Linked DNA regions of Homo sapiens: region 1 is linked to region 2. Evidence: read pairs that join two places in POLR2A ChIA-PET (ENCODE). Cell type or tissue: B cell. All regions are shown on one strand. Each heading gives the region's core, and the rest is flanking DNA. Links, peaks and the distances in the headings are about the cores only.

What was found. Peaks named below come from ENCODE experiments on the same cell type or tissue, not always from the same donor. Only the 100,000 strongest peaks of a DNase experiment are listed, where the experiment ranks them.
Region 1: POLR2A ChIA-PET joins it to region 2 with 7 read pairs; 4 of 35 experiments call an interaction of 5 or more read pairs at or near these places.

The regions. Positions count from the first base shown.
Region 1 is chr17:76,937,119-76,941,506 of GRCh38, reverse strand. It overlaps MGAT5B (alpha-1,6-mannosylglycoprotein 6-beta-N-acetylglucosaminyltransferase B), which reads right to left. Exons shown (of 18, transcript NM_001199172.2): 13 at 3,364-3,519; 14 at 959-1,105; 15 at 659-775. Among named protein-coding and RNA genes, the nearest start is that of MGAT5B, 71 kb to the right of the region's middle. RefSeq lists enhancers at 417-975, 3,283-3,825. In B cell, for the core only: no CTCF peak of the experiment used is centred there; no DNase peak of the experiment used is centred there; H3K27me3 peaks cover 319 bases.
Region 2 is chr17:77,076,935-77,081,322 of GRCh38, reverse strand. No RefSeq gene overlaps it. Among named protein-coding and RNA genes, the nearest start is that of SNHG20, 9.5 kb to the left of the region's middle. In B cell, for the core only: no CTCF peak of the experiment used is centred there; a DNase peak (open chromatin) is centred at 2,072.

The sequences.
Region 1 (4,388 bases), core at 130-4,129, 140 kb after region 2:
AGGAGGCTCTCTCGTTCACCAGGTCTGAGCCTCCCCAGAATGAAGGAACCAGCCAAGCACAAGGCACGATCAAAAGCCACAAACATGTCCACTGCGGAGATGAGCATCAGGCACAAGCCCCTCCTCACTCTCACCCAGCCCACACATGTGCACCTACACACACCAGCACCCACGTTCGCTGGAGACCCAGGGTGTTCTGCCCCCTTGCTACTCGAAGCGTTGCCCCGCATTAACAGACGCTCTGTATGCACATTATATTTTGAAATGTGCTGTGTAAAGGCTGCAAAGCCACACCTGCAGCAGTTTCAAGAACCTCCACACATCCATCGTGAAAACATTCAGTTAGCACCTGGCCCTCAAAAGTGCTCCATAAACAATTTGAGATCCAGGGCTGCCATGTAAGGTTGTGCAGGTTGCTCACTGCACAAAGGCATTCCCCACACATCACACCTGAGTAGATGAATGGGATCCCCCATTCCATTCTCCAATCCACATGCCCTGGCTCAGGGCTGTGTCTGACCAGGGGAGGGATGGACACCTTTGCCAACCCAGGCCTGCAAGTCTGAACTCACCCAGAGGGGGGCACCGTTTTCTAATCAGAGTGAAGACCAGCAGTGTGGACTAGTGGGGGGTCTCAACTGTATGTGGCTGCTCTCACCTGAGTTCTCATAATGGCCTTGATGGCTGCTTCAAACTCCTCTGAGTTGTTGTAGTCGACTGTCCACACGTGGGGCTTGCCGATGAAGTTCTCCGCGTAGGGATGCTGGGAGAACACCTGGCAAGGGTACAGAGATTGCAGATGCCCCCCGTGCCTGCCAGTGGGACAGGGACAAAGAAAGGTACCCCATACACTTGTCCTATCTCCTTTTGCCCCACATCTCAGTCTGCCTCTTCCAGGACCTGCAGGGGTCTCTGTCCCGGCCCCTCCTGATCGGGGACCAGGATGCTTTCCACTCACCTCTCTGGAGGTGGGCTTGCCTCGGAAGAACTCGTGGTTGAGGGAGCTGTGGGGCGGGCTGAAGCGGGACTGCAGGAAGATGCAACCATTGGCGATGGCCTCCAGGGGGGCGGGGCCCTCGTAGGGGAAGCCAAACCCGATGAAGAGCTGCAGAGTCAAGGGGCGCAGTGATCAGGGAGGGCTGGGCCGCCACAGCCCAGTAAGCACCAGGATGCCGGGGACAAGGTGAGGCTTCGGGATATTCACAGGAGGCAGCTGGGCCTGGAGCGATTATTTTTGCTCAGCCTGTTATGTGAGCTATAACAGGGCTGGAAAAGCCAGCCCAGAACATCTTGTGCCACGGGCAAGCACTTCCCCTCTCTGGGCCTCAGTTTCCCCATTTGTGAAATAAGGGGGTCTAATTAGGTATTATCAATGGTCTCTTCTTGCTCTATCAGGCTATGATTTATGATTGTGGAGGGAGGAAGAAAAGAACAAGGGTTTCAGGCCAAGAAAGCTGCAGGCCCGCACCTGCAAGAGACCTCCAGGAACCTCACTCACTCATCCCAAAAACATTTATTCAGCATCTAACTTGTGTGAGGCTATTTACAACAGCAAAGACATGGAACCAACGGAGGTGCCCATTAACGGTGGCTTGGATAAAGAAAGTATGGTACATAGACACCATAAGATACTACGCAGACATAAAAAAAAACAAAATCATGTCCTTTTCAGCAATATGGATACAGCAGGAGGCCAATATCCTAAGTGAATTAAAGCTGGAACAGAAACCAAATACCGCATATTCTCACTTATAAGTGGGAGCTGAACATTGGGTACTTATGGGCATAAAGATGGCAACAACAGACACCTGGGGACTCCCAGAGTGGGGAGGAGGAAGGGGGTAAAGACGGAAGAATTAACTACTGGGTACTATCCTCACTACCTGGGTGACAAGATCCTTCATATCACAAACCTCAGCATTATGCAATATACCCAGGTACCAAGCCTGCATATGTACCCCTTAAACCTAAAATAAAAGTTGAAAAAAAATTTTGAGACGGAGTCTTGCTCTGTCACCAGGCTGGAGTGCGGTGGCACCATCTCATCTCACTGCAACCTCTGCCTCCCGGGTTCAAGCAATTCCCCTGTCTCACCCTCCTGAGTAGCCAGGACTACAGGCGCCCGCCACCACACCCAGCTGATTTTTTGTTTGTTTGTTTGTTTGTATTTTAGTAGAGACAGGGTTTCACCATGTTGGCCAGGATGGTCTCGATATCCTAACCTCGTGATCCGCCCACCTCGGCCTCCCAAAGTGTTGGGATTACAGGTGTGAGCCACCGCACCTGGCCAAAATTATTATTTTTTAAGTAACTTGTGCTAGGAGTGCACAGGGCTGGCCTCAAAGGCACTTAATAAATGATTCTGAATCCAGGGCTGTTCTGTGAGGTTGTTCAGGTTATTCACTGCATGCAAGCATCTCCACTGCCCCCAACACACACACACACACACACACACACACACACACACACACACACACCCCCAAGATGCCTTGGGAAACAAGCTATGGTGAGATCAAGAGAGGGCCTGGGGCCAGGTGCAGTGGCTCACATCTGTAATCCCAGCACTTTGAGAGGCCGAGGTGGTAGGATCGCTTAAGCCCAGGAGATTGACACCAGCCTGGGCAATGTAGGAAGACACCATCTCTACAAAAAATTTAAAAATTAGCCAGGTGTGGTGGTGTATGCCAATAGTCCCAGCTACTCGGGAGGTGGAGGTGAGGGGACTGTGTGAGCCTAGGAATATAAGGTTGCAGTGGGCCCTGATTGCACCACTGCACTCCAGCGTGGGTGACAGAGCAAGACCCTGTCTCATAAAAAAGAGGGTGAGGGGGTGCCTAGAAGCTGGCTGGAGACTCTCCAGCCTCAGCTGATACTCCAGGGTCCAGTCAGGGTTTTGCCCACTGTGTCAACTGCTGCTCCAGCAGTACAGCTCAGGGACCCCTGAAGCAGTCACTCAGGACTAGTGGCTCAATGGCACTCTAGCCAGGACCCTTCTCTCCACCCACCCAACCACCCCCCAGCTCAGTGTCTCCAAAAGCTAGGCCTGACCCAGGAGTCCATTTGGCTGGACTGGTACTGCAAGGGGGAGGATGGGCAGTCCAACTCTACTTCCCCATCACTGAGCCACGGCTCTGCTGCTCTGCTGGCCCTGCCCAGGTCCCTTTCTCTATAGGACCTCTCCTGCCTGGTGGGCACCCACATCTCTGCCCCTGGGCTCTGGCCAGATGTGGGGCTCAGGGCAGCAGAGCATGCTGGGGTATGTCCATATGTGGAAGGGGCCTGAGTGGTGGTGGCAGGCATGGGTGGTGACCTCAGTGTCTGCAGCCGGCAAGTGTGAGAATGGTGCGGGGGATGGGAGCTCACTTTGGCCTTGCGCAGCAGCTGCTGAAACTCAGGCTGCGGTAAGAGGCCGTGGTTCTTCACAAAGGCTGGCACCTCGGGGGGCCGCTGGCTCTCGTAGTACACGGTGCCATGGATCTCCATGTATTTGTTCAGGATGCCCAGGAACTTCTCCTTCCCCTGGAAAAAGAAGAGGAGGAGATGGGAACCACATGCAAACCACAGAAGGCAAAGTCCATGGAGGAGATCCCTTTGGTCTGGAAGTCAGAAGATGTGGACCCAGTCTCAGGTTGGCCATTAACTGGCTGTGGGACACTGGGAAAGGCCCCGCCCCTCTCTGGCCCTGAAAACCTATGAATGGCAGAGATTGGACTAGAGCAGAGGCTTCAGGATTACTTTTAGCCATGAAACTGTTTTCTTTCCAAAGGAACCCTATGGGGACCAACATTTAAATGGATTCACGTGGTGCCACTTGGCATCTGCTGAACCCCTAATGACCTCTAAGCTCCTCTGAGGAGCTGTGGAGCTCTCTGTAGTCCATTCATCCATCTCTCTCTCTCACCCATCCCATCCATCCTATCCATCCATCTACCCACCATCCATCCATGCACCCACCATCCATCCATGCACCCACCATCCATGCATCCATCCATCCATCCATTTGTCCACCTGCCCATAACTCTATGCGTCCACCCACCCATCCATCCATTCACCCATCCATCCCTCTCAAACATCCACCCATCCACTCATCCACCCACCCATTCATCCATCCATCCCTCTCACACATCCCTCCACTCACCCATCCACCCATCGACTCATCCATCTATCCATCCATCCTCTCATTCATCCATCTTATCTGCCCATCCCTTCTTTCACTGAAGGAGGGGGACCTCTGATGGAAGCTCCATATTTGGAATTAGAACTCAGAGGAATTCCACCCTAGAGAAAAGGATGAAACAGAGCTAGACCAGTCCTTGCAGGGGCTGAATCCATTTTGTCTTAATCACCATATTGATCAAGGTGATCCGAGATTGCTAGGGCCCCCAGCT
Region 2 (4,388 bases), core at 71-4,070:
GCCACAGTGGATGGCGCAGAGCTAGGAGCTTTTGTCTCCCCAAGCCCAATCCTTGAAATCTTGGGATATAAAGGAAGGAAGGGAGGGAGGAAATTGGCATGATCGCCTCGGCTGGCCAGGTATCTGGCTTTGTGCTAGTTATTTTCCTGTGCAGTATGTCATTTAACTTCAAAGCAACCCTAGGGATGAGGTATTGTTGTGCTTATGTTTTAGTTTGTTATTTTTTATTTTTATTTTTATTTGAGACAGAGTCTTGCTCTGTCACCCAGGCTGGAGTGCAGTGGTGTGATCTCGGCTCACTGCAACCTCCGCCTCCCGCCTCCCAGGTTCAAGTGATTCTCCTGCCTCAGCCTACTCGGGAGGCGCACACTGCCACACCTGGCTAATTTTTTTTTTTTTTTTTGTATTTTAGTAAAGGAGGGGTTTCACCATGTTGGCCAGGCTGGTCTGGAACTCCTGAGCTCACACAATCCACCCACCTTGGCCTCCCAAAGTGCTAGGATTACAGGCATGAGCCACTGCGCGCACCCTGTGCTTATGTTTTTTTTTGTTTGTTTTGTTTTTGTTTTATTTTTGAGACAGAGTCTCGCTGTGTTGCCAGGCTGGAGTGCAATGGTGCGATCTCAGCTCACTGCAACCTCCGCCTCCTGGGCTCAAGCAACTCTCCTGCCTCAGCCTCCCAAGTGAATGGGATTACAGGTGCATGCCACCACGCCCAGCTAATTTTTGTGTTTTGAGTAGAGACGGGGTTTCACCATGTTGGCCAGGATGGTCTAGAACTCCTGACCTCAGGTGATCCTCCCACCTCAGCCTCCCAAAGTGCTGGGATTACAGGTGTGAGCCACTGCACCTGGCCATGTTTTAAAGGCTCAGAAAGACTAAGTGACTTGCTTGAGGCCACCCAGGAAACAAGAAATATGGTCAATATTTTAAGCTTCCAGGCCAGGCGCGGTGGCTCAGGCCTGTAATCCCAGCACTTTGGGAGGCCGAGCCGGGCAGGTCACGAGGTCAGGAGATCGAGACCATCCTGACTAACACGGTGAAACCCTGTCTCTAGTAAAAATACAAAAAATTAGCTGGGCGTGGCGGCGGGGGCCTGTAGTCCCAGCTACTCGGGAGGCTGAGGCAGGAGAATGGCGTGAACCTGGGAGGCGGAGCTTGCAGTAAGCCGAGATCGCGCCACTGCACTCCAGCCTGGGTGACAGAGCGAGACTCCATCTCAAAAAAAAAAAAGAAAAAAAAAAGATTTTAAGCTTCCAAATCCCTGATTGCTCCCTATGGTCTGCTGGAATCAATGATGTCCTCAAAGTCATCCCAGTGGCCATTTCTCCAAGCTGGCCATTCCTTTCTACCTGTAACACATTCCTCCCAACTCCCAACTGCCACCCCCTGGCTTCTGGCCCAACAACTTACTCAGGTTGTGTGTTTGTCTGTGTGTGTGTGTGTGTTTTAAGATGGGGTCTTGCTATGTTGCCCAGGCTGGTCTCAAACTCCTGAGCTCAGGCGATCCTCCTGCCTCAGCCTCCCAAGGTGCTGGGATTACAGGTTGCTCAGGGGTTTGGCTGCCAGGATATCTGGCCAATTCCAGTAATGGCCAGTCCTATCCTCCCAGACCATTTCCCTGGGGCTGCTCTTTGGGTGAGACTAGGAGGCCTGGGGAGTTTTGTGATTGCAGCTCTCCCCAGGCTGCAAACTCACCTGGGCAGCTGAAAGCAGACATCTTCGGTTATACTTTCTGTACAAAGATCCAGCTGGGAGCTTAAGTGTCTCCTTATGGTGCCTGGATTTATGCTCTTGCAAAAGGGGCTGGCGGGCACATACAGGCAGCCCCAGAGCCCACCTGCATCATGATTACAAGCTTTCAGGCTGGCAGCTGGTTCGTTACTATTAAAACTATTTATTTAGCCGGGCACTTTAAGAGGCCTCTGTGATTACTGTCACTCGGCGGGACAGCCAGGAGCCAATTTTCTGAGGATGATAGATTTCTTCTCATTTGTTGCTCTCAAGCTGTGGGTTCCTTCCGTGTTGTGGAGCAAATCACAAGATGCTATCTCCTGGGACTCAAAAGGGGGTTTCAAAGCTGCCCTTGGGCTGCCCCATCAGTCACTTCTGCAAAATAGCAGGGACGTTTCAGGAGCCCGAAGAGGCTGCAGTGACTACCCCCTAAGACACAAAGGAAGCCTTTCGAGGAGGAGGGAGAGGTGGGAAGGCTGGGGAGGAGGGTAGAGGACAGCCTGGAGTTCCTGCTTGGATGTCCTCAGAGCTGTGGTTCTCAACGTTGTTTGCACATCAGAATCATCTGGGAGCTTGAAAATAACTGAAGCCAGCTGGGTGTGGTGGCTGACACCTGTAATCTCAGCAGTTTGGGAGGATCACTTGAAGTCAGGAGTTCGAGACCAGCCTGGCCAACATAGTGAAACCCTGTCTCTACTAAAAATACAAAAATTAGCTGGCCATGGTGGCAGGCACCTGTAATCCTAGCTACTCAGGAGGCTAAGGCAGGAGAATCGCTTGAATCCAGGAGGTGGAGGTTGCAGTGAGCCGGAATTGTGCCACTGCACTCCAGCTTGGGTAACGGAGTGAGACTCTGTCTCAAGGAAAAAAAAAAAAAAAAAAAGATACCGAAGCCGGGTACCAAGTACTGACATTCTGATTTTATGGGTGTGGGTGTGGCTTGGGGAGCAGGATGTTTCGAAGCTCCCTGGGTGATTCCAGTGTGCTAGATTAGAGGTGCCCTACATGGTCCTGCAGATGTGTGAACAGACTGGGATAGTCCCCGGTCAGGAGAAATTGTCCAAGACTTGGAGATGGACAAGAGGGATTCTGGGCATGCTTCCCATGGGGTTCAGGGCCGGGTTTCAGGGATTGCCTGTTTACACAGGACTCTGTTTGCTGTCTTTCTGTTGACCAGGCTGTTTTATTTATTTATTTATTTATTTAGAGATGGAGTCTCGCTCTGTCGCCCAGGCTGGAGTGCATTGGCACCATCTCGGCTCACTGCAACCTCCATTTCCTGGGTTCAAGAGAGTCTCCTGCCTCAGCCTCCCGAGTAGCTGGGATTACAGGCATGTGCCACCACGCCCGGCTAATTTTTGTATCTTTAGTAGAGACGGGGTTTCGCCATTTTGGCCAGGCTGGTCTCAAACTCCTGACTTCAGGTGATCTGCCTGCCTTGGCCTCCCATAGTGTTAGAATTACAGGCATGAGCCACTGCACCCAGCCTGACCAGGCTTTTTTAATTCTCTGATAGGGGAGACATTAAATGGTAGAAAATGGAAATAATGATTGTCCATAACAATGTAAATGGATTTTGTCCCACAGAGATACAGTTGGTGTCCGTCCCATAGAAAAGATGACTGTAAACATTACATTTTATTGCCCCGTAGGACACTGACCCACTTGGTATCTATTAGCAAATCCATCCTAGCATTCCTAACTGCATCTGTATATGGCTGATTTTCAAATTCTGTTTTCAACTGCTCTCCACATCTCATTGGTTCCCTCATTAATTCACAAGTTGAATGAAATTATTTACACGTTTATTTTATAGTTGAAAGCCATGTTTGCAACTTTTTGAAAAGTACCATTTGGCTTCCCTCCAGGGAGAGCCATGCCCCTTCCTCCTTAACCCTCCGTGCCCGGTACCCCACCTGGCTGTGGCTCTATCACACAGTACTGTCTCCCCAGCTACGCTAGGGTCCTGGGAACCTGCACTTCATCCTGCTGGTTAGGTCTTGTGACGTCTGTATTCACTGCACCTGGTCCAGGGTCAGGGAAAGAGGAGGTGCTCAATAAATGTTTCTGGAGAGCCTCGCCCCATGGGTCACCAGCATGGATTACCCAGGTCACTTCATCAGCACCCAATTCACTGTGGGTTTTTTTTATTTTTTGAGACAGAGTCTCACTCTGTCACCCAGGCTGGAGTGCAGTGGCTCAATCTCAGCTCACTGCAAGTTCCGCCTCCCGGGTTCAAATGATTCTCCTGCCTCAACCTCCTGAGTAGCTGGGACTACAGGCACCTGCCATCACGCCCAGCTAATTTTTGTATTTTTGTAGAGACAGGGTTTCACCATGTTGGCCAGGCTGGTCTTGAACTCCTGACCACAGGTGACCCGCCTGCCTCAGCCTCCCAAAGTGCTGGGATCACAATCATGAGCCACCGTGCCCCGCCCAAATGGTAGTTTTTATACCTTTACACATGTAAGCAAAGATACTTGCCCAGAAAAATTCGATTGTACCTGGAGCGTCACTCAGAAGGACAATATATATAGGGATTTGAACCCAGAAGACATGTCATCAAGTACGATATTTAGGGCATGTGGTTCTTCAAAGACTCTCTACATCTACTGTTTCTTAGCTTCTTGGATGCTCAGTGATGCTTGCAAAGA